5 separate regions of the Homo sapiens genome follow, and regions 2, 3, 4 and 5 are each linked to region 1. Evidence: chromatin loops called from intact Hi-C (ENCODE). Cell type or tissue: IMR-90. All regions are shown on one strand. Each heading gives the region's core, and the rest is flanking DNA. Links, peaks and the distances in the headings are about the cores only. Region 1 holds the start of EDNRA (endothelin receptor type A). Region 2 has its middle 17 kb from the start of MIR548G. Region 3 has its middle 26 kb from the start of MIR548G. Region 4 has its middle 180 kb from the start of MIR548G. Region 5 has its middle 170 kb from the start of TTC29.

Evidence for each region. Hi-C counts contacts between places; a loop is a spot of excess contacts. Peaks named below come from ENCODE experiments on the same cell type or tissue, not always from the same donor. Only the 100,000 strongest peaks of a DNase experiment are listed, where the experiment ranks them.
Region 2: a loop joins it to region 1, with 1.9 times the contacts of the local background. A loop is called at or near these places in 9 of 110 quality-filtered maps.
Region 3: a loop joins it to region 1, with 2.1 times the contacts of the local background. A loop is called at or near these places in 5 of 110 quality-filtered maps.
Region 4: a loop joins it to region 1, with 5 times the contacts of the local background. A loop is called at or near these places in 9 of 110 quality-filtered maps.
Region 5: it touches region 1 in a loop (4-fold over the local background); 3 of 110 quality-filtered maps call a loop at or near these places.

What each region holds. Positions count from the first base shown.
Region 1 is chr4:147,478,137-147,484,393 of GRCh38, forward strand. EDNRA (endothelin receptor type A) reads left to right here and starts at 2,961. Exons shown (of 8, transcript NM_001957.4): 1 at 2,961-3,240. RefSeq lists enhancers at 3,651-3,750, 3,781-3,860. In IMR-90, for the core only: no CTCF peak of the experiment used is centred there; a DNase peak (open chromatin) is centred at 2,925; H3K4me3 peaks cover 2,525 bases; H3K27ac peaks cover 1,672 bases.
Region 2 is chr4:147,358,535-147,364,791 of GRCh38, forward strand. No RefSeq gene overlaps it. Among named protein-coding and RNA genes, the nearest start is that of MIR548G, 17 kb to the left of the region's middle. In IMR-90, for the core only: no CTCF peak of the experiment used is centred there; DNase peaks (open chromatin) are centred at 1,977, 3,327 and 4,567; H3K27ac peaks cover 2,438 bases.
Region 3 is chr4:147,315,189-147,321,445 of GRCh38, forward strand. No RefSeq gene overlaps it. Among named protein-coding and RNA genes, the nearest start is that of MIR548G, 26 kb to the right of the region's middle. In IMR-90, for the core only: no CTCF peak of the experiment used is centred there; a DNase peak (open chromatin) is centred at 3,593; H3K27ac peaks cover 200 bases.
Region 4 is chr4:147,157,765-147,164,021 of GRCh38, forward strand. No RefSeq gene overlaps it. Among named protein-coding and RNA genes, the nearest start is that of MIR548G, 180 kb to the right of the region's middle. In IMR-90, for the core only: a CTCF peak has its summit at 3,335 (motif pointing right); a DNase peak (open chromatin) is centred at 3,347; H3K4me3 peaks cover 156 bases; H3K27ac peaks cover 2 bases.
Region 5 is chr4:147,107,884-147,114,140 of GRCh38, forward strand. No RefSeq gene overlaps it. Among named protein-coding and RNA genes, the nearest start is that of TTC29, 170 kb to the left of the region's middle. In IMR-90, for the core only: a CTCF peak has its summit at 3,287 (motif pointing right); a DNase peak (open chromatin) is centred at 708.

The DNA of each region.
Region 1 (6,257 bases), core at 488-5,487:
CAAATATATTAATTATATGTTCTTTGAAAGTAAAAAGCATGGAATATAGAGTTGGGGCAAGTATATAAAGTATTATCTATGGGGAGAAAGGTAACTGGAGGTAAAGTTAACTTGACTAAAAACTGGTTCGAGTCCCCTGAAGTCATTTGCCCCAAGTAAAGCTGAGAAAATGAGGATATAAATCTCCAACAGCTAAAGAACATTTATGTTGTTCTCATCTAGAATGAGGCAATCCTATTCTCTTACAAAGGCAGGTCTATGCTGATTATTCACATAAATACACTTACTTATGTTTAAAGATCTTAAAAGAGACAGTAAACTCATTTTATGAATTTAGAGGGCAGATCAACAGGTAACGTATAGAGGCAGATTTCATTTTGATGTCAGGAAGAATTGATTACGGTAAAAGATACATAACATAAATTTACCATTTTAACCATTTCAAAGTGTACAGTTCATTGGCATTAAGTACATTCACATTGTTGTGCAACCCTCATCACCATCCGTCACTGGAACTTTTTCATCATCCCAAACTAAATCTCTGAAACGTATGAAACAGTAAGTCCCCATTCTCCCCTCGGCACCTCCAAGCCCCTGGTAATCACTATTCTACCTTCGGTGTCTATGAATTTAACTATTCTAGGTACCTCATCTAAGTGGGATAATAAAATATCTATCTTTCCTTTTATGTCTGGCTTATTTCACTTAACATAATATCTTAAACGTTCATCCATGTGGTAGCATATATCATTCTTTTTTAAAGCTGAATAATGTTCTGTGTTATGTACATGTATTTATATACATATACATACATGTATATACCACATTTTGTTTATCCATTCTTCCACTGATGGATATTTGGATTGTTTCCATCTTTTGGCTAGTTTTCACCTTTTGGCTTTTCTGAATAATGCTGCTATGAATATGGGTGTACAAATATCTGTTTGAGACTCTGCTTTCAATTATTTAGGTAAGTACCAAAAAGTAGAATTGCTGGATCATAGGGTAATTTTATGTTTAATTTTTGGAGGGCTGCCATGCTGTTTTCCACAACTGCTACACTATATTTTACATTCAGACTGGCAATGCACAAGGGTTCCAATTTCTCAACATTCTTGCCAACACTTGTTCTTTGCTGTTTTTGCTTTTGTTTTACTATAATGGCTATCCTAATAGGTGTGAAGGAAGAATTTTTAGTAACTAGTCCTACACCACAGTGAGATCAGCTGTCTCAATAGGTGGGTCATGATGAATGTGTTCTAGCAAAGACTGGACAGATTGACATATTCAGATATGCAGGTGATGCACTGTCCAAGTGTGTCTGGCCACAGAGTGAATAAGGGCTGAAATCCAGCACATGTTTCACGGGCCAAGATGTGAACTGCCTCTTTTGGGAGGAAGCAGTAAGTTTTTCTTTCCCGAAAATATTGTCAGCTTGCCAAGCCACATGCCCAAAGGGTCACCTTTTTTTAATATAAACAATGGCACTTATAAAAGCTATTAGTTATTCTGGTTGGCTGATTCTCCCTCCTAGAGAAGCTGTAAGATTAGTGAACAGGGTAATATCTAGTCTAACCCTACTAGATGACTATTAAGGCCTCTTTCAATGGTGGTTTTCTGTAGATCTCTTTGATGGTTTTACAAAATGGTCCCTAAATTCTTTGACACTCCTCACACTAAGGGTTGGGCTCTATATACCCTCACCTTCAATCTGGGATTTGTGACTGCTTGACTAATAGAATCAAGCAGAAATGACACGGTGCCAGTTTCTGGGCCCAGCCCTTAAGAAACTGGCAGCTTCCACTTTCTGTCTCTGGGGACATTCACTCTTGGATCCCCGCCACCATGCTGTGAGGAAGCCCAAACCACAAGTCTCCACAAGTCTTTGTGGAGAGACGCACGTGGAGAAAAACTAACACTCAACACCAAGCAAGTGAACTGTCTTGGAAGTGGATCCTCCAGCCCCTGCTACATGGAGCAAAAACGAGCTGTCCCAGACAGGCTCTGCCCAAACTGCAGACTGATAAGCAGAGTAAATGAGTGTTGTTATTTTAAGCCACTACGTTTTATAGTAATTTGTTTAGCTGCAGCAGATAGCCGGAACAGCATGGGATATAACATGACCAGTGCTCCAACCTCACACTTCTACCATGTGCTGACTCTAGCAGTGCACTGAAGGACTCCAAGGCAGGCCTTCCCTGAGGAGACCCCAGTTTTTACTCACATGTCACAGGCAGTGGCCTTTGTCCCTCATCTCCTCTCCCACCCCCAATTTAGGATAAAGTATCTGCCGTGATAAAGACGTTGAGACCCACTTTCTGTAAGGTCGGCTTCTTCATTGTTTGAATTTCTTGAGGTTTCACGGAGCCACGCGCTGGAACCTTCCATAGTCTCTCCTGAGGCTCCTTCTTTGCCCTGGGCTGGAGGTCTGTAGCCGTGGGATGCTGGCTACAAGGGACAAGATAGAAGCAAACCACCTGATCCAGTAAACTGCTGTCCACTTCGGCTCCTCAACGGCCTCTAAGCTTAAGAGGGAGCACGCAAGCCAAGCAAAGGCGGCAGGGAAGACGGAGAAGAAACCACCCGTGGGCCCTGGCTCTGTGTCCAGTTGTTCCGTCACAGATCAAATCTGCCTGCACTAAGAGGATGGGTTCCTCTGCAAGGCCTTTCGGAATTCTGAGTCTTGTCTGTCAAACTCTACCCTCTCTCCTCCACATCCCCCACCTTTTCTTTCAGGAAGGAAATAGTTAAAAAAGACTCCTGCCCTTCAGGGCCTGGAAGGGGGCGGCAGCTTTGTGCTTTTTAGTGGCCGCGTCCCAGGATAGCTGGAAGGTTAGGACGCTCTTGCGGTCCCAGAGTGGAGTGGAAGGTCTGGAGCTTTGGGAGGAGACGGGGAGGACAGACTGGAGGCGTGTTCCTCCGGAGTTTTCTTTTTCGTGCGAGCCCTCGCGCGCGCGTACAGTCATCCCGCTGGTCTGACGATTGTGGAGAGGCGGTGGAGAGGCTTCATCCATCCCACCCGGTCGTCGCCGGGGATTGGGGTCCCAGCGAGACCTCCCCGGGAGAAGCAGTGCCCAGGAGGTTTTCTGAAGCCGGGGAAGCTGTGCAGCCGAAGCCGCCGCCGCGCCGGAGCCCGGGACACCGGCCACCCTCCGCGCCACCCACCCTCGCCGGCTCCGGCTTCCTCTGGCCCAGGCGCCGCGCGGACCCGGCAGCTGTCTGCGCACGCCGAGCTCCACGGTCGGTGCAAGTCTTTCTTATCGGGGACTGGGACTGGGGCGGGTGCGGGGATGGCGGAGACGCTGCCTGGGCCCCTCGGTCGGGAGAAGACGAGAGCTGGGAACGTTCTGGCCCGACCGCCCTGCAGCTTGGGCGACCCGTCGCAGCAGGGGCTGGCACCCACTTGCCCCAGGGCGCGCGGGGAGGCGGGCGCCTTCCGTGAGGGGTGCGCTGCGGACACGTGTAGAGTTCGGGGAACTTCACCTCTCCACGTTAGGGTTTAGGATTCGGAGTTTTAGGAAGAGGAAGCCCAATAGTTTTCCCTGGGTGACCCCTTTTCCCCAGGCATGCAAGAACTTTGAGGAACGCCAAGCTCTGTGGCTTGCTCCAGCGCCTTCTTGTGAAGTTGGCTCCACAGCCTTTTCTTACTGGCTTGCTTTTCCTCCCCCACATCTGGGTCTGGGTATGCCAAGGGTAGCCAAGGGCACTCGGTGTGAGGGACTGAGGTGTTTGGGGAAACCCCCTGTGTAGCTAGTTTTGGAAACCTGCCTGTGGAGGTCTGGGCGTTTTGTTCTGTGCTCGCCTTTAAAGGACACTTGTTGCTTCTCACGTGCAGAAAACAAGGGCTGCTTCTAGATAATCACCCTCTGTTTACATCATCCTAATGGCTTTCCCCTGATAGAGTTGGGGGTGGGAGGCATATTAAACTCAGGCGTTGTCTCTAAGGAGAGTTGCTCATTTCTTAACCAGAGAGCAAAACCTCAGAAAACTTGTAAAAAGTTCCTACTTTTACTTGTTTTTTCCTCCACCTGTAGTTGTCTATGTGTTAGCTAATTGAGAAACACCTTGGCAGTCATTTCATGTAAATTGAATGCTCTAAACTCATGCCATTTTGATAAGGTCTGAATTTCCAAATTACCAATTACAGGTGAACTTTGATCCTGAGAGTCTCATATGTTAAATGGTTAAAGTGTAAGCGTAAGGATTCAGTCCTCTTTCTTAATAATAGTTTTTGCACTCCCCAAACTCTCAGATTCCAAACAGGAAGAATGCTGAATCTATAGACCATGTCCTTCAGGTCTGAACCTGAGATGCTTCACTAGCGCTATGACTGATTATGAGTGATGATTCAAAGCACAGCCTGACTCAGATTCCTGGAAATGAGCTACAGACCCACCTTGGAAGAACCTGCAGTTGAGGGGCTTCTTTCATTTGGTTTTGTACTTTTCAGCCAATGATAATATGACATCCACAGGCCTTTGCCAAGTATCCCTTAGTTTTGCAGCTTAACATGTGTGGAGAGCTGATAGAGAAGTCATCAGAAATGATTTCTGTAGTGGTGTCATTGTTGGAGGAGGAAGGAAGGGGGTTTTAATGATAGCTGGCTCTCATGCCTTAAGAACCCACAGCGTTGGCCTTACCTCCTGGCATAATCAGCTAACCAAGCAGACCAGCATGCTAACGTTCAAAGCACCACAGGACCTCTGATGAGTAGAGCAGTACCCACCGTAGCCAGGTCAGTTCACAGGTCAGTTCCCAGCCGACTGTAACCGGCAGAGAGCCATTCCATTTCTGCAAAGGCCTTCTCTCTCTCATTTTTAAGAAAGCTGTTATTGAAGGTTCCCTTTCATTTGGGAAGCTGGAAGACGTTAGTCACGAAACAGCACAAGATATGAAAGTATTTCTTCTCCCCCCTGTATCTGTGATCCAAAAAGGAGGATGACAAGAAGCTTTTCTCTTGGAGTCCTGGTGTTCCCTTTGGAATGGAAATGGTGTCATTTCATAGGTCTATCAATTTTTGGCCAGATACTCACTCCAGATTATAAGAAGCAGGAAAAAACTGCAAACTGTTTATAATTAAGTCTAGTCAGAGCTGACAAATACATGGCCTGCCTCTAGCCTTGAAAAATTGATATTTTTCCCATTTAATCAGAGTGAGTCAAGTCCTATAAGCAAAATTATGTGTCCTGCCATTTCTTGGCTTTGAAACCTTGACCTAAATACTTCTTCAAGACTCTGGTTTCCTTATAAGTAAAATGGAGATATTGCTCCTGCCTACCTAGAGTCGTAAAGCTCAAGGCAGATAACAGATACATATATAATAAGTTACTATATGTAAATACTATTATTATTTCAGAGTTCAGGGGGAAATCTCTGGGGAAGGCAAAAGTATCCAATACTCGCACTTTATATATACCCTATACTTTCTATGCAACTTGAATAAATCTTATTTTATCCACGTATTGGCCAAACCTAAGCTTTACTGATTTCCCAAGATAATTGTCAAAATTCCTAAAAGTGGTTAACATCAACCTTGAATACACTCAGAAAAAGGATTCAATTTTATTTTTTACTTTTTATTTATTTAATTTTTTTTTTTTTGAGACAGGGTCTCACTCTGCTGCTCAGGATGGAGTGCAGTGACTCGATCATAGCTCCCTGCAGCCTTAACCTCCTGGACTCAAGTGATTCTCCCATCTCAGCCTCCCAAGTAGCTGAGACTACAGGCACACGCCACCATGCCTGTCTAATCTTTTTTATGTTTTGTAAAGACAGGGTCTCACTAAGTTGCCCAGGCTAGTTTCAAACTCCTGGGCTCAAGTGATCCTCCTGCTTTGGCCTCCCAAAGTGCTGAGATTATAGACATGAGCCACCACACCCAACCAGGACTCAATTTTTTTAAGATTAAATTATGACCTGGGTATATACATCACAGACACGTACACACACCACCGCATAAATCAGATTATGTCTTCATTTGAAGATTCATAAAAGCCTACAGAAAAGGAAATATATAAAATATTGAAATAGGATGAGCTATTTTTAATTATCTTTGATTATTCCTTATTAAGGTCTCCTAGACTTCCTGGACAGGAAGGACCACTTGCTCTCTGCAAGTGACTTAAAAATAAATAAATAAATAAATAAACCACACCAGATGGTCTTTGAAAATGTCTAACCACCCTCCTGAGTCTATTGCTTCATCTAAACTCTGGAGACTTCTTTAAAATATTTTACATACAAATAAAGCACAAGAA
Region 2 (6,257 bases), core at 850-5,849, 120 kb before region 1:
CATGGGAGACTTTTCATTTTGTTCTGTACTAAGAAAAATTCTTCTGCCTTGGGATCCTGTTGATCTATGACCTTACCCCCAACCCTGTGCTCTCTGAAACATGTGCTGTGTCCACTCAGGGTTAAATGGATTAAGGGCAGTGCAAGATGTGCTTTGTTAAACAAATGCTTGAAGGCAGCATGCTCGTTAAGAGTCATCACCACTCCCTAATCTCAAGTACCCAGGGACACAAACACTCTGCCTAGGAAAACCAGAGACCTTTGTTCACTTGTTTATCTGCTGACCTTCCCTCCACTATTGTCCTATGACCCTGCCAAATCCCCGTCTGCGAGAAACACCCAAGAATGATCAATAAAAAAAAAAAAAAAGAAAGAAAATAGATTTTCAACAACCCTATCAACAAGCCAGTCACGAGAGACCATATGTTGTATATTTCTATTTATGTGAAATGTCCAGACTAGGTAAATCCACAGAGGCAAAAAAGTAGATTAGTAGTTGGCAAGGGCTGGGGGTGGAAAGTGGGAAGAATAGGGGACAATAGGAAGTGACTGCTAATGGGTATGAGGTATCTTTTTTAAGTGATGAAATATTCTAAACTTAGATTTTAGCAATAGTGCAAAATTCTGTGCATATAATAAAAAGCATTGAATTATATACATTAAATGAGTGACATGTATAGCATATAAATTATGTCTCCTGTATTAGTCTGTTCTAATACTGCTATGAAGAAATACCTGAGCCTGGGTAATTTATAAAGAAAAGAGGTTTAATTGACTTACAGTTCCGGATGGCTGGGGAGGCCTCAGGAAACTTACAATCATGACAGAAAGGGAGTCAAACACATCCTTTTTCACATGGCGGCAGGAGAGAGAAGTGACGAGCAAAGGGGGAAGCCCCTTATAAAACCATCAGATCTTGTGAGACTCACTCACTATCATAAGGACAGTATGTGGGTAACCACCCTCACGATTCAATTATCTCCCACCGGGTTACCTCCCCCAACACATGGGGATTATAGGAACTACAGTTCAAGATGAGATTTGGGTGGGAACACAAAGTCTGACCATATCATCCCCATAACACTTTTTTAAAAATATCCTCTCAGAGGTTTAGTTTCCTAGAGCTGCTCAATATATGGATGGGTCAATAAAATCCAAGTGAGAGGGAGCCTTAAGATGAATCGCCTTTGCCTTACCCTGCTCTTTCTTTGGCAGTGATGTTTGTTGAATTTCTGTTTCCCTCTCTGCTTTCAGCCCATGGACTTGGAGTTGTGTTTCTCCATCAGTTCACTAACTTTGCTTTGAATTTCTGGCTCTCCTTAAAGTAACACCCAGTCCCCCTGTTCGAATGTCCACTGATCACTGACCCTGCCTCCTGGGTCTCATGCAAAGTCTGACACCTGAACACATTTTGGCATCCTTGATCAGCACACTCCTGGACTTTGTCAAGTGGAGTGTCAGTCTCCTCCCAGAAATGCTAGGTTAGAACCAAGGTGGGGACTCTGACGGACCTCAGGCCACACTCTTCAAGCAAAGAAGACTTGGCTTGATCTTGTGACAGCCACTTGTATTTAAATGAGATGCTGGGAAACATATGGAGACCTACACAAGGGAATACCCAAAAGCTTCTTGGGCATTACACTGACCTACATAGTATACGGTTTTCCATTTGGGCTGAGTCACACTGCCCCTGATCAGGATAGATGTTATAGGGAGATGGAACAGAAGGCAGGGAGTTCATAGCAGTACTATCTGGTACCCCAGCATCAGGGATGTCCCCAGCTTCCCGTGATATTCATGTAGGCCCTGGAAGCACCGCTTCATATAGTGATTGTTTATTTAATGTCCAAGTTTGGAATGGCTTAGAAAAAGAAAAAGACCTAAGAGCTTATATGATGTCATGGAAAGATAGAAGTCAGACATGTGGTTTTCTTGGGTTCTTCAGCTTTTCCCAATTTTCTCCACCCCACATTCAGAGCTCTATTTGCCTTCATCTGCAGAATCTCTGTAGGAAGCAGTTTTGAAAGGCACTGCTGAGTCACTGAGTTGTACTGTGGTCTGACTCTCTGATACTTTAAATTCTGATTTGAAGAAATTGCTTGAAAGCACTGATATCTTTTTCTCACCGCTGGCAAATGGCAAAGTTTTCACTGAGTGAAAAGCAATGTTTCGTAAGTGAAAAATATAAGAATCAATTTGTCCATCATTCCATTATCCTGCCCAAACACTTAACAATTAAGGGACAGGCCAGAAGGCTTCAGTTAATTACATAAAAGGTTTTTTTTGTTGTTTGTTTTTAAGTTAGGTTTAAAGAGTCCATGAGCTGCTGACAGTCTAAGAAAAATTCTTTCAGGCATTTAGCTGGAAGTTGTCACAGTTTGAATGGATGGTTTATTCAAAATGAAGATTAAATTTCTTTATAGCAATTCTAATTTCATGGAACTTTAAATCTTAAAAAATTTAATGAAACACCCTAATCTTATAGAAAATAAAAGTAGGAGCCAGTGAATAGAAGTGACTTTCCCAAGTTCCCATAGCTAAATATATGGCAAAACTAGGAATAGAAGGACCCAGGTCATCAGACTGTGGAAACAGGGCCCTATTTTACTTCAGGATGTGCCAATAATTTATGATGATGTGAATCTTCTGAAACTTATACATGATTCAAAGACACTGGGGAGGTGGGAAAAAATGGATTTGGAAGGGATGAGGAAGAATAAGAGGATCAAATAGCATCTTTATTCAGGCTCCCTGCAATGGTTGAAACAGAGAATATTGTAAAGAATATTACATGCCTTCCTGAATCAAAAGTAGCACAGCCCTGCTGGCAGCTAAGGAAGCAGGGTAATAGAAATCCCAACACCTCCACACTCAGCGCCTGGAAAATGAGAACCTAAAGCTTACTGTATTAGGATAAGGACAAGCCCAAAATCAATCATGACCCATGCCAGCCTTAAACAGTTACCATAATCTCTTACACTTGTGTATTATTCTCTTATATTAAAATAAGAATCCTAGTTGTATGCATTTATATTTGATATATAAATATACATTTGCCCTTAAAGGGTCATCTACTATAAAGGAAATTTTTTTAAAGAATTGCAAGGAAGAAATACAGTACGTTACATTTCATTAAACCATTCTCCTGATTTTCTGGAGATCTGACCTAATTTCTCTTTAGGCCTATTAGAAAATGACATCCTTCCATTGGCAGAAACTGTCTAATTACTTTTTGTTATGAGCTATTTCCAACATTGCTGATCTGCAATTCTACAGAGCACTTTCATGAGGGCAGAGGGCAACTGTGAGTCATAGAGACTCTGGGAGGAAAGCAGAGCTCTTTGTCTGAATAAGGAAAAGTTCAGTTGTTCCTTAGGTTTCGGGCATATCAGCTATTGCTGTCATTGGGAGTGTTTCCCAGAACTGAAAGTGAGCCTTTTAGAAAGGTTTGACATCAGGCAAGTGCTCTCTGGGGCAGGAGAGCTGCACTTTTCAGTGATAAGTACAAAGCCTAGGTTCCCTGATGAATAACAGCTTGATGATACTGGGTTAAGTTACTGAACTTCTCTATGAAATTACATCAGCCATACCATTAGGTTGTTTGGACCATTCAATGAAGTAAATACATAAATGTACATAGCCCATCACCTGCATAGATTATATCTTCCATAAGGAATAGTTGCCTTCCTTCCTCTTGGCTAAGGGAATTGGAGGTCTGGCTATACTGTTGGAGAGAAGAGTTGTACCACAAACAGACTCCACTGAAACCATGTGGACTTTGGGAAGACTGGGCCCAAACCATAGCTCAGAAAGAACATTTGGTGAAGGAGCCCAGGTCTATCCAACATGACAGCCACTCTTCTTCATGGTCTAGCCTAGTGCTATTCAAAGTGTGGTCCTTGGCCCAACTGTATCGATATCATCTCAGACCCTCTAAATCTGGATCTCTGGAGTAGGGCCCAAGAATCTGTGGTTCTACCAGCTCACCAGGTGATTCTTTTGCAGGCTCAAGTTTGAAAAACACTGCTTTAGAGAAAGTGTTCCTAGCAAACCCAAGAGGACAGGAAGACATGGACCAGGGTAACAATCAGATTTTCAGGGGCTCAAGCCAAGGAGGTTTTAAGAAAAGGTGTAACAAATGACTGCTAGGAAGCCTCTGGGAAAAACCTTTAGGAATCATGTAACAATTGTCAATTTTATAAACACTTTCGTTCACTTAGCAAACATGAATCCACATGCGCTTATTAATCTTCTAACCAGAAGTAAGCCACTGAGTTTTTCACAAATTGGCTGGACAGGCTGATTCCCAAGACAAGAAGAGATCATCCACAAAATCCTTAAATAAAAAGAGCCTAAGTGCTCATTTTTGGTGACAGCAAGCAAAGAGGGAGATGGGAAGACAGCATTTTACTCAGTAGTCAGTCGTAGGAGGAAAAGAACCAGGGAATGGAAGCAGTCCAAATCCCTAAGGCTTTCAGAAAGCAGGGGGAAAAAATAAAAGCTAGACATGGGACTGAAATCCAGAGGTTGAGACATGACCCATCAGGCACATAACTGGCAGGAAGCCCAGCAGCGAGGCTCCCTCTTAGGAACTAAGCATCTGCCTGTTTTCACGTCTCTGCAACATACTAAATTATCTGTTAGCAAGTAGTTGCAGCATCCACAAAGATCAGGGACACAGGACACTTAGAAAATTCAATTGTGTATGTAAATATTTACCTAGCTACTTCCTTGGAGTCTACAGACCTGTGACATTTTATTGGCAGACAGACTTTATGATTTCAGCGTGCCAGTGTATTTTATCAGAAATAAGTGAAAAAAAAACTCAAAACAACTTGGAAAATAGAGATGTTCAAGTCAAGGTTTATCCACCAATGCCTCTGAAACTGGAGGGGCTTCAGTGCAGACCTTTAATCCACAATGCCTGATTCTGAAGTGGCATGTCTGTGTAAGAGAATTTAACATCCTAAGGATCCGCCAGCCTCTTCTATTTAAAGTCAGGGCCATTGATCCCCTTTTTGGGTTGACCCACACCCCACCAACCCTCAGGATCTGGATGCCATATAAACATTAACCAGAAGAAATCAGTTGCGTATCTCAGGTAGATTTATCTTCTAGGTAATCTTATTCCTAGACATGCTTTTGCTTTTAGTTTCATTATATTTACTTTGCCTTTGCCCTGCTCTTGTGGCCAGTGCCCTCTTTGTGTTTTATCATGAACCTGCTATGTGCCCACCTCAAAGCTGGACACTGTGGTTCAAACATTTCCTTCAGGAAGCCACTAGTCCACTTCCTGTTAGAAAAGATTCTGAACTTCTTTCCCAGATAAGTTGAAGAACCTGTTTTCTGACCTGGTTAGAAATTGAAAACTCAATCGAAAGATTGGCAAAGAAAATTGTGGAAATCTATGAAAGTAGAAAAAAATGAAAAATACAAGAGAAAAGAAAAGAAACTTGAAGGACCAGTACCGAGAATATAATATCTGAACAAGCAAGTTTCATGAAAAAGAGGACAAAAAACATTGAGGGAGGAAATCATCAATTAAAAAATTTAAGAGAATTTCCTAGAACTGAAGAACATTGGTCAGAACGTCAAGATGGATGGAAACAGAGTCACACCCAGGCACATCACTGAGAAATTTCAGAACACTAGGGGTAAAGGGAAAAACAAACACAGTTCCAGAGAGAGGGGGGAAAATCGTATGCAGAGGAACCAGAAAGTGAAATAACTTCTAAAGATACAAAAAACAACAGAAAACTAGAAATTAATAGAGTAATGCCTTCAAAATTCTGAAGGGAAATTATTTTCAATCTAAGTTTCTATAAACAGCCACACCATTATTCAAGTGTCAAAGCAAAATACAGCTATTTTCAGATATTCAAGGGCTCAAAAAAATTTGCTAAAGTGATGAAGGTCTTCAGGCTCAAACAGTGAAAAGTACAATTATAAATAAGCAAATTTAAAATAAGACAACCCCAGGGAATACAGAAAGTTATGTGGGGAAGGAAAAAAATATATACATGTGCATGGTTCATCTGTGAATAAGGTACAGAGGTAATAATAACATAAACCTGTCTACTGGTCTAACCAAAGTTACAAGAGGTCAGGGGAATAGGAAGAAGGATTGTGAGGTATTTGGGATGAGTGTGTGTGTGTGTGAGTGTATGTGTGTATGTGTGTGTGTGCGTGTGTGTGTGTTGTGCAGAAAGAGGAGGAAAAGAGCTGAAATCATCATCTTCCAATGTGGGAAGTCAATAG
Region 3 (6,257 bases), core at 654-5,653, 160 kb before region 1:
GTAATAATAGGTCTTATGTTCCTGATGTCTGGGGAACAAACCATTCCCCTTTTGGCCTTCATTAAGACTTGGACCCAAAGGTGCTAATTCGTACAAAATATATGTACTGAATGGCACCTAGAGCCTAAAGGAGTTAATTCATCTCCAAAAGGTGACGAATTTCCCCTCTGCCTTTCCCACACTAGGCTGCTGTCCATTGTTACTAGTGTAGGATAACTGCACCCTTCTCACAGGGCTAGTGGGCCCCATTTGCTTCCTCCAATTTATTTAATAGACGACAAAGGATCCAGAAGTGCTATTGGAATAATTACCTTTGATTTTAATATTTCCTCTTGACTCATTTGTGGAGGAAGTCCCAAACTAATAATGATTACCTGAGACAGTTTATAATTGCTATCTATAAGTAAGTGTTATTTCCTATATCATTGTCAACATATATATTTTTTTCACAATGCACAGAATAAGTCTATTCTCCTTAGGTTCCATTCTTTAAAAAAAATCTTCTTTCTTCTTAGACCCTCTCCAATACCTTTTGCATTTTGATTGATGTAGCATGCTCCCTACTCCCTTCACTGAACCAAACCTTCCCGCAGTTTAGCATAGAAGTCCCAAGATCCGGACTAAGTCATCTAGATCCTGGCCTCTCCCTACCAATCTGTTTTAACCAGGACAATGCCATAAGCAAATAGGCACTTAAAGTGTGATGATGATTATCATAAAAATAATTACAATTTTAACCTAACAGTGTTACTGAACTTGTGACAATCATCCTCTTGGTATCCATCCTTCTTCCTGTCTTTCACCATAAACACCAATATCAATGTTAAGTAGAAGTTAGAGAATCCTGAGGCACAGTTAGTAAACTTTACTAACAAATATATCTCAGAGGTCACACATTTATTTTAGCATATTGTGACTGATATATGGGCTAAAGAGCAAGACCAGCCTATATGTTGTCATGCTGAAAAACCCCGTAATAAATGGGAGTGTGGTGTTTACAACACAGCTTATGGTTTATGAAGCCCAGGCAGCTGGAATCACTTCATCCATCATTTATCCAAATTTTTTATCATACAGAGACGGTAGCTGATCCCAGAAAGGTAAAGTGGCTTTGTTAAAGATCTCTTTTACCCAGTCAAGGCTATCTCCAATAATAAAGGTGAGGTATGGAAAAGGAAAATACCTGACTTAAAGATAACGCCAGTCAATTAAGAAGATTTCTAGAGATCTAACAGGAAAACCACCTTAGGGTAACACCAATTTTATCCAAATCAAATTGATATATTACTCCAAACCACAGTATCAGCCCTTGTCTAATATTGAAATGAACTGTATTTTTCTTTAAAGAAACTAATCTTCCAGAGAGTTAATTAACCATGTAGGTAAATAAGATAGAAAGGAAGGAGAAAGGCTAGAGAGGATGAGTTGAAGATGTGTATCCATGTGTATGTTTGTTAGCTTCACTCTACAGCAATCCTGCACTCCTGATAGCAGTAAGAAAAATTCTCACAGATCAATTTGATAACAAGGAATTCCCAAACTCTCCCTAAAGTATTAATCTTGAGTTCCTGAGAGGCAGAGCTTGTCACAGAGGCTTGCAGGGGATCTTAATGACCTGGCAAGAGAGTACCTGTTATGGGATGATAACTAGACAGAGAAATGCCTCCAGGTCATTGATAGCAGGAAGTGCAGTGGAGACTCGACTCCTACACCTTATATATATAACAAGGTTAAGCTGAGACTCATCCAACACATGATCTCTATTTCTCCTCATCCACCCACCCCCCACCTTAAACAAATGCAAAAGGAAAGAAATGTGAACAGTTCTTTAAAAAAAAAAAAACACTCTTGGCAGGAAACTTTTCAACAATAACTTTACCATTGCAAAAAGCAAGGAATTACATATTCTTTTTGACTGAAGCATGAGGTTTCAAAGAATACTTATGAGAGTTGATCAAGAATCCATTTAATATGCATGACTGAACAATTAGATAAATATTTTAGCTGCATTTATTTTTTTTCTTTCTGTCCTTCATTTATTGTAACTATGTGTTACATTCTAAAGACTGTCCTTTTGTGCTTACAGTCTGTCAGTGGATTTTTTTTTGGAGGGAATGATCTTTCAGGAACTCTGAAATAAGCATTGAGGTATTGCAGTCAACGGTGACTGGCTGCAACTTTAACAAGGAATTTTAACCAAGAAGTGGACATCTGAGCCTACTGACTTAACTTACATTTAAGAGGAGAAAAAAAAATTTTAAGTTTCTTTTTTTCTGCATTATATCCATATAATTTCTGTGTGCTTCTCTACCATTGGGTATTTAGTCCATATTACTTTTCTATGAAATCAGATATGTTACCAGCTTTATTCCTTAGTGTATGCAGGGAAATTAAGATAAGCAAAGCATGTCTTCAGTCTTAAAAAAAAATCTATAAATTAAAAGCGATGCACCAAATTGGGCCATATACTTTAGGGCAGTAGCTTAAAACATGGTCTGCATCCCAGATACTGGGACAGTATTTATAATTTAACCCATGAAATGATATGATGTGGGCTGTAGCTGTTTCACTGATGCATGCATCACATATATTATTGATTAATTGACAAGACATTTCTATTTGAAGGTCCAATATATTCTAAATTGTGCTTTTTTATAGAAATTATCTCTAGAAGGACCAATTCTTCTGGTCAAACTTGTACTTTTTGAAATAAGTTCATGATATACAACCAAACTCATATGCTGATTTTGATCAAAATCACAATATTATTACAGGACCAAAATCATACAGAACTTTAAAAACTGAGTTAAAAGGCTGTAGATTTTTCCAAGCAGAAGATAATGGTGCCCAGATAAGACAGAAGTCATCAAGCTATCCTTTAAATAAACAAAAACATTAGTCTGAGTTTTGATGTTAACACAATTGCATACTCTTCACATAAAATCATTGGTGACTAAATGTATATACAGTATTTCATTTCTCTTAAAACTTTTTTATTGCATTAAGCATTTCCATTCATGCAGACAACCCAGAGAGGTGTTTGACATTCTACTCCAGGCAGAAAGTGACTAGATTCAGGGCAAGAGCACTTTCCAAAGGAGAATTTTCTACCTAATCATCTTGCACTTCACTTACTCTTTCCAGAATTTGATTTTACGAATGTGACTGATCTAAAACTTTATACTGATACCAATAGCTTTATTATTTAACAATTCTTGGACAACTAGCTTTTTAATTTATACATTTTCTGGCAGAGACCTGAAACCAGATTATTTAATAATAAAATATAAGCTTTGAAACCCCTCCAAATCCTTTACTTTTAGGTATAAGACCAACAATAAAAAATGTCTAGCTAAATATTGTATGAATGAAGGGATGATCTCTTTCACCGTACTGAGTTTCAATCCCCATTTGAATCCTCAGCCTTAGGCAAGTTCACCTTTGTAGATGAATGAATGTCTCGAAAAAAAGAAAATAATAGGGTTGTTCTTCATGAAAGATAAAGCCTGTTTCTACCCCATACTCTCTTTGTAGATTCCCTTAGGAAGAAATCTAGTGAAAGCTAAACTGGAAAGAATGTAATCAGTTTGCCAAAAGAATGTGATTAGCTTGCCAACTAGATGTGGATGGAGATACTATGTTCCAGCTGCGTTAATATGATTTTAGTTTCTGGAGTCCTTCTGAGTGTCCCCAAGCTCTTCAAGAAGGTCGTGGAAGATTTTACAAGTACAGAAGGATACACCCACTAACTGGTGCTGGGGATGGCCAAATGATGGATAAGAGTCATTGTTTATCCAACTGTAACATGGTGGGATATACGAGAACTGAGGTGTTTTGCCACCATCTTATTTCCAAACACAAGTCTAATCTGGGAAAACCTATAAGCAAATGACTGCATTTAGCTAGTATATGAATAGTTATGGCTAATCATTTAAATTCAGAACCATATTCACATATTTATGGAAATGGAAGTTAATGAAAAGTGGGCAAAATTCTTGCAAATGTCCACCTAAGAGATTATAACCCATATAGGATTGTTATGACAATGAAATACTATATTCATACACTCAAAAATTTCTCAGGTACCTACCAGAAGAGATTAAATCTTTGGCTAACAGACCCAGTGCTTGCTCTCCTCATTTAGACTCTTGAAACTAAACTTCTATGCTGCTCATGAATTGCAAAGCATGTCAGCTCTGGTCAGTGTTGCCTAGTTTCAAACCCTGCCTCTGCCTGTACTATCAGTACATCCTTGAGCAAGCGCATTAGTTTCACTAATAACAGTACCTACCTCAAAGGATTATGAGTTAATATATGTAACGTACATTTAAAAAGCCTCTGGCATATACACATTAATTAATATTATTTATTACTATTAATATTAAGTTGGATACACATTAGTTAGTATTATCCTAACTTTCATCAGTCAACACAAAAAGTATATTTCCATTCCCCTCCCCCAAATAAAACAATTGTGTCCTCTAATCCCTTGAGCAAGTTATGGCCTGGGACCAACAGCACTAGCATCACCTAGGAGCTTGTTGGAAATGCAGGACCTCAGTCCTCAGCCCAGACTCACTGAATAACAATCTGCATTTTAATAGGCTCATTTGGATACAGATTATAATTTGAGAAGCAACTGCTCCAACATACCCTCAGTGCATAATATCTGTACGTTCTTCCCCAGAGCTTCCCTCCCCCAAACTTTCCTGTTGTGTCCTCTAGAATTATTGTTTCAAAATCAACAAACTGTCTACAATCTTCTCTAAGTGTTTCCCCAAACTCCTTACCATACCTGCTCTCCCCTGAAGGTATAAATTTCTGTGTAAACTTCTGCAGTAATGACTGCTTGTTTTTACATACCCAAGGACATCAGAGTAAGGAAGTGAAGTTGCTGTCTTCCTTCTTCTCTGCTGCTGTCCTTCTTTCTGGTAAGATACTCTGTTCTATTGGGAGCCATGGCATTTGAAGCTACAACTTTCTCCTGCTCCTTGTCCCTCTAGGCTTCAAATCTTTCATCCACCCCCTTCCATCCATCAGACTTTGCCACTTTTTCTCTCCAAGCCATTGTCATCTCTCTGGGGAACCACAACAACCACATGGTCAGTCTAAAAACTTAGTGTCTCAGTTTCCTAACCATCTTGCTTACAGTAACTTTCTCCAAAGCCTCACATTACCTCATATTTCCTGGGTTACACCTTGAACCTTATCATCATCTGGAAGGGTTCCTGTTTCAAAAGCACCAGTTTAAGCACCCCACTCTCTGGCTATAACCTCTCTTCTAGTTTGCTTGAGATGGCCATTTGAGCTATCCACAACTTCATTGCCCATTCTACTTTGTTCCAATCTGTCGGCCCTTTTTACTTTTTAACTCCCTTCACATCTCTCCTTATCGAATTTAGATTCTATGGTCTGTCATATTTCAGTAACATTTTTAGCAATTCCATAATTATGCATTACCAATATACAAATATCTCCACAATTATCCTCCTTCTTCCTTCCTGTGACAGTGACAGAACTGACTTTGGGATTGCATAAAGCCAATCCCTCCATTATGCTTTGAATGCTGTGCCCATCCACCTTATCAGCAATCTCAAGAACTATTGATGATATCTTTTCTCTCTTTAGTGCTCAATCCCCGCCTTCCTGCCTCCATCAAACGGATCCTTGCCATTGACTTCTAAGCATGTTCAATTTTTCCCATCAAAAGGTAAACAGAATTTTCCTCATCTGCATCTCCTTCTAGCCTCCTTGGTAGATAACTTCCTCTTTCTTGTACAAAAACGTTCTGTTTGAAAGTCTTTTCTTCCTAAAACACTCTTTTTTTCTTGGCTCTACTGATGCTCACTCCTTTGTCTTTTGTTCTATCCTCTCTCTGGCTGTTCCTTCTCCATATTCTTTATACAAAGCTTGGTGACAAATATTTATTACTGTTAATAATTTTTTTTATTTTTTGAGACAGTGTCTCACTCTGTCACCCAGGCTGGAGTGCAGTAGTGTGATTATAGCTCACTGCAGCCTCAAACTCCTGGGCGCCAATGATCCTCCCACCTCAGCCTCCTGAGTAGCTGGGACTACAGACATGTGCCACCATGCCTGGCTTATTAAGAACATTTTTAGAGCCAAAAGAGATTGTAAACATACAATATCTTCTATGTTTATATTTGTTTTAATATTAGCTATATACTTAAATATAAATAATATCATGTAAGTTGTTTTATTATAATCATTTTCCATTCATATTACATGATAATCTT
Region 4 (6,257 bases), core at 875-5,874, 320 kb before region 1:
TCTTAGCACTGCTGGCAAACCTGGAAACACAGTGATCCACCAGGTTCATCGCTGGGTCATTGGGCAATCCCCTCTGCCCTGGCACCTTTCACTGCTCTCATTCAATCAATGAACATGACCAAGTATCTATTACACGCATCAGGTCCCATGCTAATTGGGCGGTGGGAAGAGGATAAGATATAAAAGACCCAGTTCTATAAACTGTCAGCTTTCTGAGAGCTCCATATTCCCAGTATCTAGAACAGTAGATGGCACACCTTAGCCTCAAGTCAGTATTTGCTGTTTCAATTAAGTAACCCTAGTTACTGCCTGGGTAGAATGGCTTGATGCCCTGCTTGAGACCAGGAGTTACAGATTTTAGTTAGAAAACAAGGCTCTTCTCTGCTCTATTGCCAATCAGGGGCGAGTTTGTATCCTCAGAGGGCAGCAGCTGCATTCCTAGTATCATCTTTGCCTCATCCGCCACTCTGGCACTGCACAAACTGAGCCCCGTGAAGCGCCGCGTTCCCTCTCTCCCTGAAGCGACGCCCCCTTCCTTCTCAGAGGGCCCCCTGAGCTGCGTCCCTCTGCCCCAGAGCTGTGCCTGGCGTCTGGCTGTCAGGAGGCACCGCGGCCCCTCCCGGCAGCTCCCGGCCGTCCTGAGGCAGGCGCCGAGCGGGGTCAGCGGGGAGTCGGGGCTCCCTGGGCCTGTCACTCAGCAAGACTGAGCCAGGGCTCCCTGACAGCCCTCCAGACCCTAGGGGATAACCGTGTCCGTGTCTGTCTGTGCATCAGATCAGAGGGAACGAAGCGCGCTCCCCCGCCTAATTCCTCCCCTTCCCTGGAATGTCCACGAGTTCCTGCTAATGCTATTGTTTGCTTTTGCTTATGCACATATAAGTCTTTGGTACACACACACTGTTTTGTTGTGGTTTTTCTTTTCCTTTCTAAAGCTAATAGTTTGTGGTGGGGTGAAGATACGGCTTTGGGTGTGGATTCAACTGGGAAAAAGAAATGCAAGCAGGATTTAGAAAATAATAAAACCACTTAATACATTTCCAGAACTGCAATTATTGCTAGTGAGAAAATATGGATAGCAATTATTTTTAAGTTCAGTGAATTGAAAAGATTGGAACTAGAATAGGATTTAAGTAAAGAAGAAATTCCTTCTCTAAACCAATTTCTGGTTGCTCAAAATTCCCAGGATAAACTAAAGTATGAAAAAAATGATGACTTCATATTATCAAAATATACATAGATTTCTGATTTGTTTTAAATACATTTTATACTAGTAAAATTCATTGATGGTAGAGAATGTTTTCCAGTTATTATAACTGATTTTAATTAAGCAGTTTCATATGTCTGGATTGTGTGTTTTGAGGTATGGCTCATGATCGGTCCACACGTAGATTTTACCATTTTAAATTTGCATTGCTTATAAGACAGGCTTTGTAGTCACGTAACCTGGGTTCACCTCCTCATGTAGCCACTTACTGTATCATGTTGGGCAAACTTTCTGTAGATTTTCTCGCCTGCAAAATTAGGGATAATAGTACTTTATGAGATTGTTGGAACATTACATTAGGTACTACATATGAAAACTAAAAACTGTCTCACACAGAATTATCACACAATAAATATTAGTTATTTATTTTTGCTAACTAATTCTGCTCAAATAAGAAAACTATGGGCCATTTAAAATAAATTATAATGTCAACATATTTTAAAAATAAAATATTAGGCCGGGCGCGGTGGCTCATGCCTGTAATCCCAGCACTTTGGGAGGCTGAGGCAGGTGGATCACGAGGTCAGGAGATCAAATCTATCCTGGCTAACACGGTGAAACCCCGTCTCTACTAACAATACAAAAAAATTAGCCGGGCGTGTTGGTGGGCGCCTGTAGTCCCAGCTACTTGGGAGGCTAAGGCGGGAGAATGGCGTGAACCCGGGAGGTGGAGCTTGCAGTGAGCCGAGATCGCGCCACTGCACTCCAGGCTGGGCAACAGAGCAAGCCTCCGTCTCAAAATATATATATATATTATTGTCCTATTTATATATTTTGGCATTTCTGAACTTTTTTGCAACATATATACAAATTCAAAAATAATTCATAGCAATAATATATAATTAGAATATATTGAAATGACAGGGCTCATTAGTAAGCTTTTAAACATTAGTCAGTCTAAGATTTGGTTTGGAAGAGATCGAGAAACACATTCAAATCTCAACCTTATTTTACAGAAAAGTATTAATCTTGTTTATTTGAAGTCAAGGTCAATAGTATAAATTCTGGGGACGATTGATGAACCAATTTGCAAAGGACATGTCACTAATAATCCCCTTCTTGACTAGAGACAATAACATAGACACCAGCCCCTACTTATAGTGGGACCAAAGGAGAATGTGTCATCTATCTAGAAATAATAAACTTATTTTCAATGCCAACTGTCTCACAGTCTATAATTTCATGTGAACCAAACACATAGCTATGATTAACTAAATCCTTCCACTTTTCAACTAGCTTTTGTACACAAACACATGTAAACGCACAATACCAAATTAACTTTTAGTTGTGTGCTATTAATTCAATCACCTTGAAAACAGGTTTTTATAGAGTCAAAATAATAAAAATTTAATATAAATATTTATTCTCAAGCTTAGGCAAAGGGACACCCTTCCCATATCATTTTAAACAACCATTAAAAACAAAAATATTCCATGTGTTTCTCGTAAACTCCCTGTAGCCTCTTAGACCTAATTTTATTTCCTTCATTTATATTATTCCCTTTTAATTACATGATCAATAAATAAATACGGATATCTGATGAGATCTGACAATTATTTTTGAGACTTTTAAGTTTACTTTTTAAGAAAACCTAAATCCTGGGAGGTAAAAATTTTGAAAATATTTGATCAGGAGATAAGGTATATCTCCATTTAAAGAAGTTCTGAAGACCAAAAAAAAATAGAATTTTAATCCCTCTGATGTTCCCTTTTGCTCATGTTTAGAATCCATTTTTCCTCTCTGAAATTTCTAGATAAAATTCAACAGGTGGTGGTTGTGGCGATGATGGTAGTGGTTAGTAGTTTTAAGAAAATATTTTTTGGAGACTGTGATGCTTGGTACACTTATTTAAAGCCCTTCATTCTGAGGAACTGAATTATAAGATAATTCCTTGGTAAGGAAGAAAGCAAGAGTGTCTTAACTGGCATAAGGAATGATCATCACAACCAGTACAAAAGAACTTTAACAATCAATCAGCCCTGTACCAGTTCAGCCACTGCCAGAGGATACATTTTTCTGTGCTCCATTTCAGACTTGGTTAAGTCTGACCTGCAGCTACAGGTCAGAACCACCAGAGGTCAGATTTTTACACCCCACCCGAATAGATGCTAAGCTTGAGTCTGAGACAGACAATGGTGTTTCTTTTCCTAGCACCTTTTCCTCTTCAATTTACCTTTATTACCACCAAATACAATGTAAGAATATTATATATAAATATAAGAGACGCATAGTTTACTTTCCTATATGGAAATGGCATCATGAGGAAAAAGTAAGGAAAAGGAGGAAATTAAGAAGACAATTATTTTAAGACGAAAGCTGGTATTGAGGAAGGACAAAAACCAAACAGCCTTCAAATCAATTTAAAAAGACAAAGAGAAACCAAAAAAAAAAAAAAAAACCCTATATGAGCATTCTGATTATCAAAATTGTATTAAGATGTTTGTTTTTATTCATAAGAATAAAGCTGATCTTCCCCAAAATGATAATACAAATAATATTGTAGTAGTAATACAGTGGTAGTGGTGGCAGCTGTGGCCACCAATATGTATTGAATGCATTGTTCTAATCACTTAACATACTATTATAACCTCATCATAAGGATGAGAAAATCAAGCGCAGAGGTTTTTCTAATAGTTTTCAGGAGCCTGGAAAATGTTTCTATCTTTTGCGACTATAATCTCACATTTGAGTGTTTGGCCAAAGATAAAAACTCAAATTGTTGGAGGAGGTGTTGGCATGAAGATATCATATTAATCCTAGGTTTATTCATCACAGAAAAATTTGGAAACAACCTATCTAATAATTGTACAATAATCAAATAAAAATACCAAATAATATGTAGTTATTACGATTAAAATTGTGAAGATTAGAAAAAACAAGAAAAATGTTTGGTTAAAAAAATTGAGAAAATTGTATCCATAACATAAATAAAACTGTATAAAATATGTGCATATATGTATAAGAATAAAGAAAGAAATCTGCTAGAAAAACAACATATTTGTTAGGGTGTAGGATCACAGGCAAAAATTTTTAAAGTAATAATCCTGGAACACACATTTTTAAACTGCCAAAGGATACAATGTGAAAAGTGTATCCTCCTGGGGCTAGAGAGCATAAGCCAACTCAATTGATTTCACAGAGCGCTCACCAGAGGTGAGTCCACCAACCACACCTGGGCCTTCCTACTTACCATGTCCAGCTTGGCTTACTGCATGCCTCAAAGCACCCACAAGATTCAGCAATAATACTGTTTTTCTTAGTAGTAATAATAATACAAAAGATGCCTATAGAGCTTTAGAGGTTTAAAAAAATTTTATTGCTTAGCTTATTTCAAGTCTAATTCCTTATGAATAAACATTGCGACTTAAAATCTCATGCTGTTGTCAGCAGAATGATATCCCAGAAGAGAGCAGAGAGGAAAATTCAGATGGATCTGGACTTTGAATAACAAAGAGGTCCACTTGTGCAATGAACAGGGCATAGCCTCACCTGTCTTTCCAATAAACCTAAGCACAGAGATATAACATCCCTAAGTATAGAGATATAACATGCTGGAACTCAGAAACATTTCATAGGAGCATTCTTGCAAAAGACAGTGGGTTTTCACTTGATACAGTAGATATCTTCTTTCTCTCTGAATTCTTTTCCCTACCAGACTCCCTCTCCATAACAACAACCTCTCTCTCATCGTGATAACCTGGGAATAAACATCCAGATTCCTGGGCTACACCTCAGAACAAATGAATGGGTGCAGTACCTGAAAAACTGTATTTTCTAAAAAGCTCCCCAGCTTTAAAAAATCAAAGTGATACCGTTTTTAGAGAGCAAAATCAATGAGGTAGGAAAGTGTACCCAACCTTTAAGGTTTTACCTTTCAGCTCACACCTAAATAGATTCTTCCTCAGCCATGAGTGCTCCTTTTAAGGAGTTGTCTACCAATGGGAAATAAGAAGCCTATTTAACCCTCACAACCTCCAACCGTTGGTCAAAACCTATAGCTGCCGTTCTTCATAGGTCCCTGCACACTGTCCACATTGAAAACATGCAGTTGAAGAGAGTTTCAAATGCCTCTTTTTTAACCACATTATGGCCGGCAATAAATGCAGAAATGTAGTCACAGCTCTACAATCAGAAAGAGGCAAAAAATGCAGCAATAGACATTCTCATGTTGTCAAGTCAAGCAGGAAGCAGGCTTTGTTCAGAGCAGATTTGAAGGAGCAGACAACTCTAGCAAAACAATGATAAAGACTGGAAGAAGTAATGTTACCCACTTACCCAAAAGGGCTCTGACATATGAGAACAACAGTCCAGTAGACAGCATGGGAAGACAACAGTCTGGCACACATGTAAAGATGATGAGTGCTCATTCATTTACTCAGTGAATATTTACTGAGTATCTACTGTGTGCCAGGCACTGTTGTAGATACTTGGAATACATCAGTGGACAAAACAAACATAATGCTTGTCCTTTTGGAGCTTATCCAGCAGGAACTTGGACCCATGCATGAAGAGGAATTCAAACCAGATCAGGATCACATATACTCTCTTGGTCACACTCCAGACTAATTCCACAGGGAGAAGGAATTGGAAATCACAGCAAGACTGTACAGCACATGCACACATTCCTTGTCATTTGTTTTATTGTGTGTGTACATATATACATATAACTACCAATGTACAGTGTTGATTATCAATCATTCATTTATTTATAAATTTCATAAATAAGTATTGAGTGCCTACTCTTTACCCAGCCTTGGCTAAGTCATGAGGTTTTGCTATGTTCATAAAATGCTTAGTTCAAGCATCCCTTCAGGGATTGTGACATATTGATACCTCAATGCAGTAGAACCTTCCTGACTATTAAAGTCGAAATTCTGGTCCTCAGAAAGAACAAACCTGGAAAATGTGATCCTAAAGAACCCTTCTTTGTGGAAGTCCATTTTTTATCAAAGTTAAATATATATTTGAAGCTCTTTTCTTTCCGAGGAGATGC
Region 5 (6,257 bases), core at 357-5,356, 370 kb before region 1:
GGAGGGTCGGAGGAGGAAGAGGACCAGGAAAGATAAGTAATGGGTACTAGGCTTAACACTGGGATGGGGAAATAATCTGTACAACAAACCCCCACGACATGAGTTTACCTACATAACAAACCTGAATATGTACCCCTGGACTTAAAATAAAAGTTAAAAAAAAAAAAAAAGGAATTCCTCAGTCTCACTCCCCACAGCCTGGATTTCAAAACCTTTGGCTTGTTTAAGAAGTTAAGAAAATCAGCTTTGAGATTCAATGCCTCTCTGGGCCATTGATTCCTAAAGAGAGTAGCATATCCCACTAGGAGGTATTTTTGGAAAGCTGTGGGGTTACTTTTGGTTAAGATTTAGAGGGTAGGGGCTATTGGTATTTAGTAGATGGGGGTCCAGAATTATCAACATGGTGTAATGAAGGAGACAGTCCCACAATGAAAAATCATTCCATCCCAAGTTTGTGTAGGCCAAAAAATCTGATTATAACTTTTTTAGCTTAGAACCTTAACTCTAATGGTGCTTCTGTATGGTTTAAATATAAACGATACATTTAGTTTGTATAAACCAATATAAAATTCCCAGTAATGCACCTACCACATATGTGAGGGAATATCACTATGCCTTGTTTGATATATTACCAAGGGTTTTTTCCTATTTGAAAAAGTCACCAAGGTTCTACTTTTTGTTGAGTCACATAGCTGGATAGCTCTGCATGGCTAGTTGCCATACTCAGGATGACTGTGGAAGCACAAGTATTTTGTCTTCTGGTGTCATTTGTATCCAAGCATTATGTTGAAATGCTTATTAGTTCACCATTTGCCAATTATCATGAAATGCATATTATGATTTCACCATTTGCCAATTTCCTCTATTTCTCCTTTATGTTATAATTAGAGCACTCTAATGTGCTCGAATTTAAATAATGTAGTATCTTGTGTTAGCTCTAAAATTTCTTTCTAAGATAGTAAAGGGAAAAGAAAATATAAAACTATTTGTTGGGGGAGAAAGGATTTGGGGAAACATTGGTCAACAGACACAAAATTTCCAGTTACACAGGAGGAATGAGTTCAAGAGACCTATTGAACATCATGGTGTCTATAGTTAATAACAATATATTGTATACTTGAAAATTGCAAGAAGACTTCAAGCACTTACCACAAAAAATACATATGTGATGTCATGCATATGTTAAAGAGCCTGATTTAGCCATTCCACAATGTGCACATTTATCAAAACATCATGCTAGATACCATAGGTATACACAATTTTTGTCAAGTAAAAATATATAAATAAATATTTGTTATGTAGGGTTGGAATCAGATAAGGTTAAGAGCCTCTGTTCTATGCAGTTCCTATTTTTCCACTTTCCATATTGAGTGCTTCCTGTGTGCCAGATACTAAGTATTTCCCATACTTGCTCTCCTTCACTCTTCCCAACCTTCTATCGATGACATAAAACTACATAATTTTATATTGTTTATATAAACTAAAGCTTAAAGAATCTAAGTAAACCAGTAAGTGGAAAAATCCAAGATTCAAGTTCAAGTCCACCTAGCTGCAAGGCCTGGCATCTTAACCATTCCACTTTTTTAACTAATGTAGAAAAAGGTCATCTTTTAAAAATATTACTACCATATTTCTATGTATATAGTTTAATAACCTAGTTATTGAAGATATTTATCTAGCAATTAAAAGGAGCAGCAACTAAGCACTAGAGCCTTTTGTTTTAATGTACCCTTTGTGTAGTTTTTAATAAACTCTGTTACCTAATTGCCTTACTTAGCATATCTCTGTGCTATTAAAACTTCTTTAATGTTTTATGTGGAAAAAATACTAATCCTTAAAATGTAAGTTATTAGCTAAGAATTTTTAAATACAGTATTTCTCCAGAGTCCTTCATCCAGAAAATCCTAAGTACTTTAGCAACACTAGTCATATATGGAAAATAGTCCCACTCTCTAATTATAAAAAATGACAATGAGTACATTTCCATCCAAGCTGTTACCTCAGAGAGGAGTCAGATCACAGAACACCTAAAAAGTGCAATAGACTCATCCAGTTTCAGAGAAGGGTTTTGCTCAGCAGCCATTGTGCATCTAGGTCAACAGAGAATGTCAGCTGATACAAATCAGGACAATGATGAGTGCCTGTAATATGACCACCACTTTACATGTATTATTAGGTTGGTGCAAAAGTTACTGAGATGTTTGTCATTGAAATAATGGCAAGCCAAGCATGGTAACTCACGCCTGTAATCCTAGCACTTTGGAAGGCTGAGGCAGGTGCATCACCTGAGGTCAGGAGTTCAAGACCAGCCTGGCCAACATGGTGAAACCCCGTCTCTACTAAAAATATAAAAATTAGCCGGGCATGGTGGCAGGCGCCTGTAATCCCAGCTACTCTGGAGGCTGAGACAGGAGAATTGCCTGAACCCAAGAGGTGGAGGTTGCAGTGAGTGAGATGGTGCCATTGCACTCCAGTCTGGGCAACAAGAGTGAAACTCCATCAAAAAGAGAGAGAGAGAAGGAAGGAAGGGAGTAAGGGAGGAAGAGAGGAAGAAAGGAAGAAAGGAAGAGAAAAAAACGCAATTACTTTTGCACCAACCTAATATTTTTTTATTAACCCATGAGTTAAGTATTATCGCCTTTATTCTTTATTATACAGAAGGACAACTGAGGGCTCCAAGAGGTTTAAGTGACTTAAGAGACTCCAACCACAGAGTGTGCAAGCTGGGATTTGAGCCCGGCATGTTCTATTATGCTAATCTACTCAACTTCATGTGTGTGGGGATTTGAGGCAGTTACAGCGAGTCATATTACGACTGAGGGGAGTTTTGGTGCGGGCTATGGATTAAACCTCCAGTTAAGTCTTGCTTACACCTAGGAAGTCTAATATCCAGTGAATGTTCCCAACTGTCTCTAACACATAAGGATTTCGCTGGATTTGGGCAGTTAACATGCCACTTCAAGGATGAGAATGTTTCTTGGGAAATCCAACAGTGACAGGAAAGCTTGAGTACACTCTTTAATAGCATGCAAATGATGGGGCTGGAAATTCCCAGAACCGTTTTCCACTGTCCTGCACTCTCTCTATTTTTGGTATTGCTATTCAATAGCTCTCATGTCCTAGGAAAATCATATCACTGCTGAGAAACTCTTTCTTTAAAGGCATCTATAACTTCCATGCTCTCATCATCTTCTTTCATTTGTTTTGGGACAGAACTTTAGAAAGTTAAATTGAAAATTTAAAAACTAAATATAAAAGCAGCAGCCACTGGGTGTCACTGATTTACCACTTGAATGTACCTCATCCCACATATCTATAGCAGGAAAAAACCTGGCCTTTTTATTGGACTATTTCAAAGCACTTTATGTTCTTGAGTGCTATAGATAAGCAGAAGAATTTAAAATGTTTAAAACATGAATCTTCTGACACTGAGAAGCTCAAGGACCATTACTGTATGCTCTGTTACAGCTATTTATAACTGTAAGTAATAATATTCCCATTTTAGAGATGGATACACTAAAGCAGAGCAAGCTAGTAAATCGAGGATGGCAGAGGACACACTCTTGAACTTTATTATTTAAATCAGGACTTTCTGGCCAGGTGCAGTGGCTCACGCCTATAATCCTGGCACTTTGGGAGGCCGAGGCAGGTGCACCACCTGAGTTCAGGAGTTCAAGACCAGCCTGGCCAATACGGTAAAAACCCATCTCTACCAAAAATACAAAAATTATCCGGGTGTGATAGTGTGCATCTATAATCCCAGCTGCTCGGGAGGCTGAGGCAGGAAAATCGCTTGAACCTGGAAGGCAGAGGTTACAGTGAGCCGAGATTGCCCCACTGCACTCCAACCTGGGCAACAAGAGCAAAACTTCATCTCAAACATAAAAGAAATAAAAATAAATCAGGACTTTCATGTTGTATTTTTATTTAAAGATAATTCTCTAAAGCCAGGAACACAGTACCCATTATTTCATTCTTGCTCATATCCCGCCCCCCCCCCACCAATTCTATATCTAAGATGAAGAAAAAGAAATCATTTCAGAACATTTCCAAAAGAATGTCAGGATTCACCTCCTTTCCAAGGTGGCCAAATAGGAACAGCTTTGGTCTGCAGCTCCCAGCGTGATCAACATAGAAGATGGGTGATTTCTGCATTTCCAACTGAGATACCTGGTTCATCTTATTGGGACTGGTTGGACAGTGGGTGCATCCCATAGAGGGTGAGCCAAAGCAGGGTGGGGTGTCGCCTCACCCGGGAAGTGCAAGGGATCTGGGGATTTCCCTTTCCTAGCCAAGGGAAGCCATGACAGACTGTACTTGGAAAAACAGGACAATTTCACCCAAATACTACACTTTTCCCAAGGTCTTAGCAACCAGCAGACAAGGAGATTCTCTCCCGTTCCTGGCTCAGTGGGTCCCACACCCACGGAGCCTTGCTCACTGCTAGCACAGCAGTCTGAGATTGAACTGTGAGGCGGCAGCCTGGCTGGGGGAGGGACATCTGCCATTGCTGAGGTTTGAGTAGGTGAACGAAGCAGCCAGGAAGCTTGAACAGGGTGGAGCCCACCGCAGTTCAGCAAGGCCTACTGCCTCTATAGACTCCACCTCTGTGGGTAGGGCATAGCTGAACAAAAGGCAGTAGACTTCTGCAGACTTAAACCTCCCTGACAGCTCTGAAAAGAGCAGTGGTTCTCCCAGCACGGTGTTTGATCTCTGAGAACAGACAGACTGCCTCCTCAAGTGGATCCCCGACCCCTGTGTAGCATAACTGGGAGACACCTCCCAGTAGGGGCCGACAGACACCTCATATAGGCGGGTGACCCTCTGGGATGAAGCTTCCAGAGGAAGGATCAGGCAGCAATATTTACTGTTCTGCAACATTTGCTGTTCTTCAGCCTCCATTGGTGATACCCAGGCAAACAGGGTCTGGAGCAGACCTCCAGCAAACTCCAACAGACCTGCAGCTGAGGGATCTGACTGTTAGAAGAAAAACTAACAAACAGAAAGGAATAGCATTAACATCAACAAAAAGGACATCTATACCAAGACTCCATCTGTAGGTCACCAACATCAAAGACCAAAGGTAGATAAAACTGCAAAGATGGGGAGAAACCAGAACAGAAAAGCTGAAAATTCTAAAAACCAGAGTGCCTCTTCTCCTCCAAAGGATCACAGCTCCTCGCCAGCTACAGAACAAAGCTAGATGGAGAATGACTTTGATGAGTTGACACAAGTAGGCTTCAGAAAGTCAGTAATAACAAACTTCTCTGAGCTAAAGGAGCATGTTCTAACCCATTGCAAGGAAGCTAAAAACCTTGAAAAAAAGGTTAGATGAATGGCTGACTAAAATAAACAGTATAGAGAAGACCTTAAATGACCTAATGGAGCTGAAAACCATAGCACAAGAACTTCATGATGCCTGCACAAGCTTCAATAGCAGATTCGATCAAGTGGAAGAAAAGGTAACAGTGATTGAAGATCAAATTAATGAAATAAAGTGAGAAGACAAGTTTAGAGAAAAAAGAGTAAAAGGAAACAAACAAAGCCTCCAAGAAATATGGGACTATGTGAAAAGACCAAATCTATGTCGGATTGGTGTGCCTGAAAGTGACGGGGAGAATGGAACCAAGTTGGAAAACACTCTGCAGGATATTATCTAGAACTTCCCCAACATAGCAAGGCAGGCCAACATTCAAATTCAGGAAATACAGAGAACATCACAAAGATACTCCTCAAGAAAAGCAACCCCAAGACACATAATCATCAGATTTGCCAAGGTTGGAATGAAGGAAAAAATGTTAAGGGCAGCCAGAGAGAAAGGTCGGGTTACCCACAAAGGGAAGCCCATCAGACTAACAGCTGATCTCTCGGCAGAAACCCTACAAGCCAGAAGAGAGTGGGGGCCAATATTCAACATTCTTAAAGAAAAGAATTTTCAACCCAGAATTTCATATTCAGCCAAACTAAGCTTCATAAGTGAAGGAGAAATAAAATCCTTTACAGACAAGCAAATGCTGAGAGATTTTGTCACCACCAGGCCTGCCTTACAACAGCTCCTGAAGGAAACACTAAACATGGAAAGAACAACCAGTACCAGCCACTGCAAAAACATACCAAATTGTGAAGACCGTAGACACTATGAAGAAACTGCATCAATTAATGGGCAAAATAACCAGCTAACATCATAATGACAGGATCAAATTCACACATAACAATATTAACCTTAAATGTAAATGGGCTAAATGCCCCAATTAAAA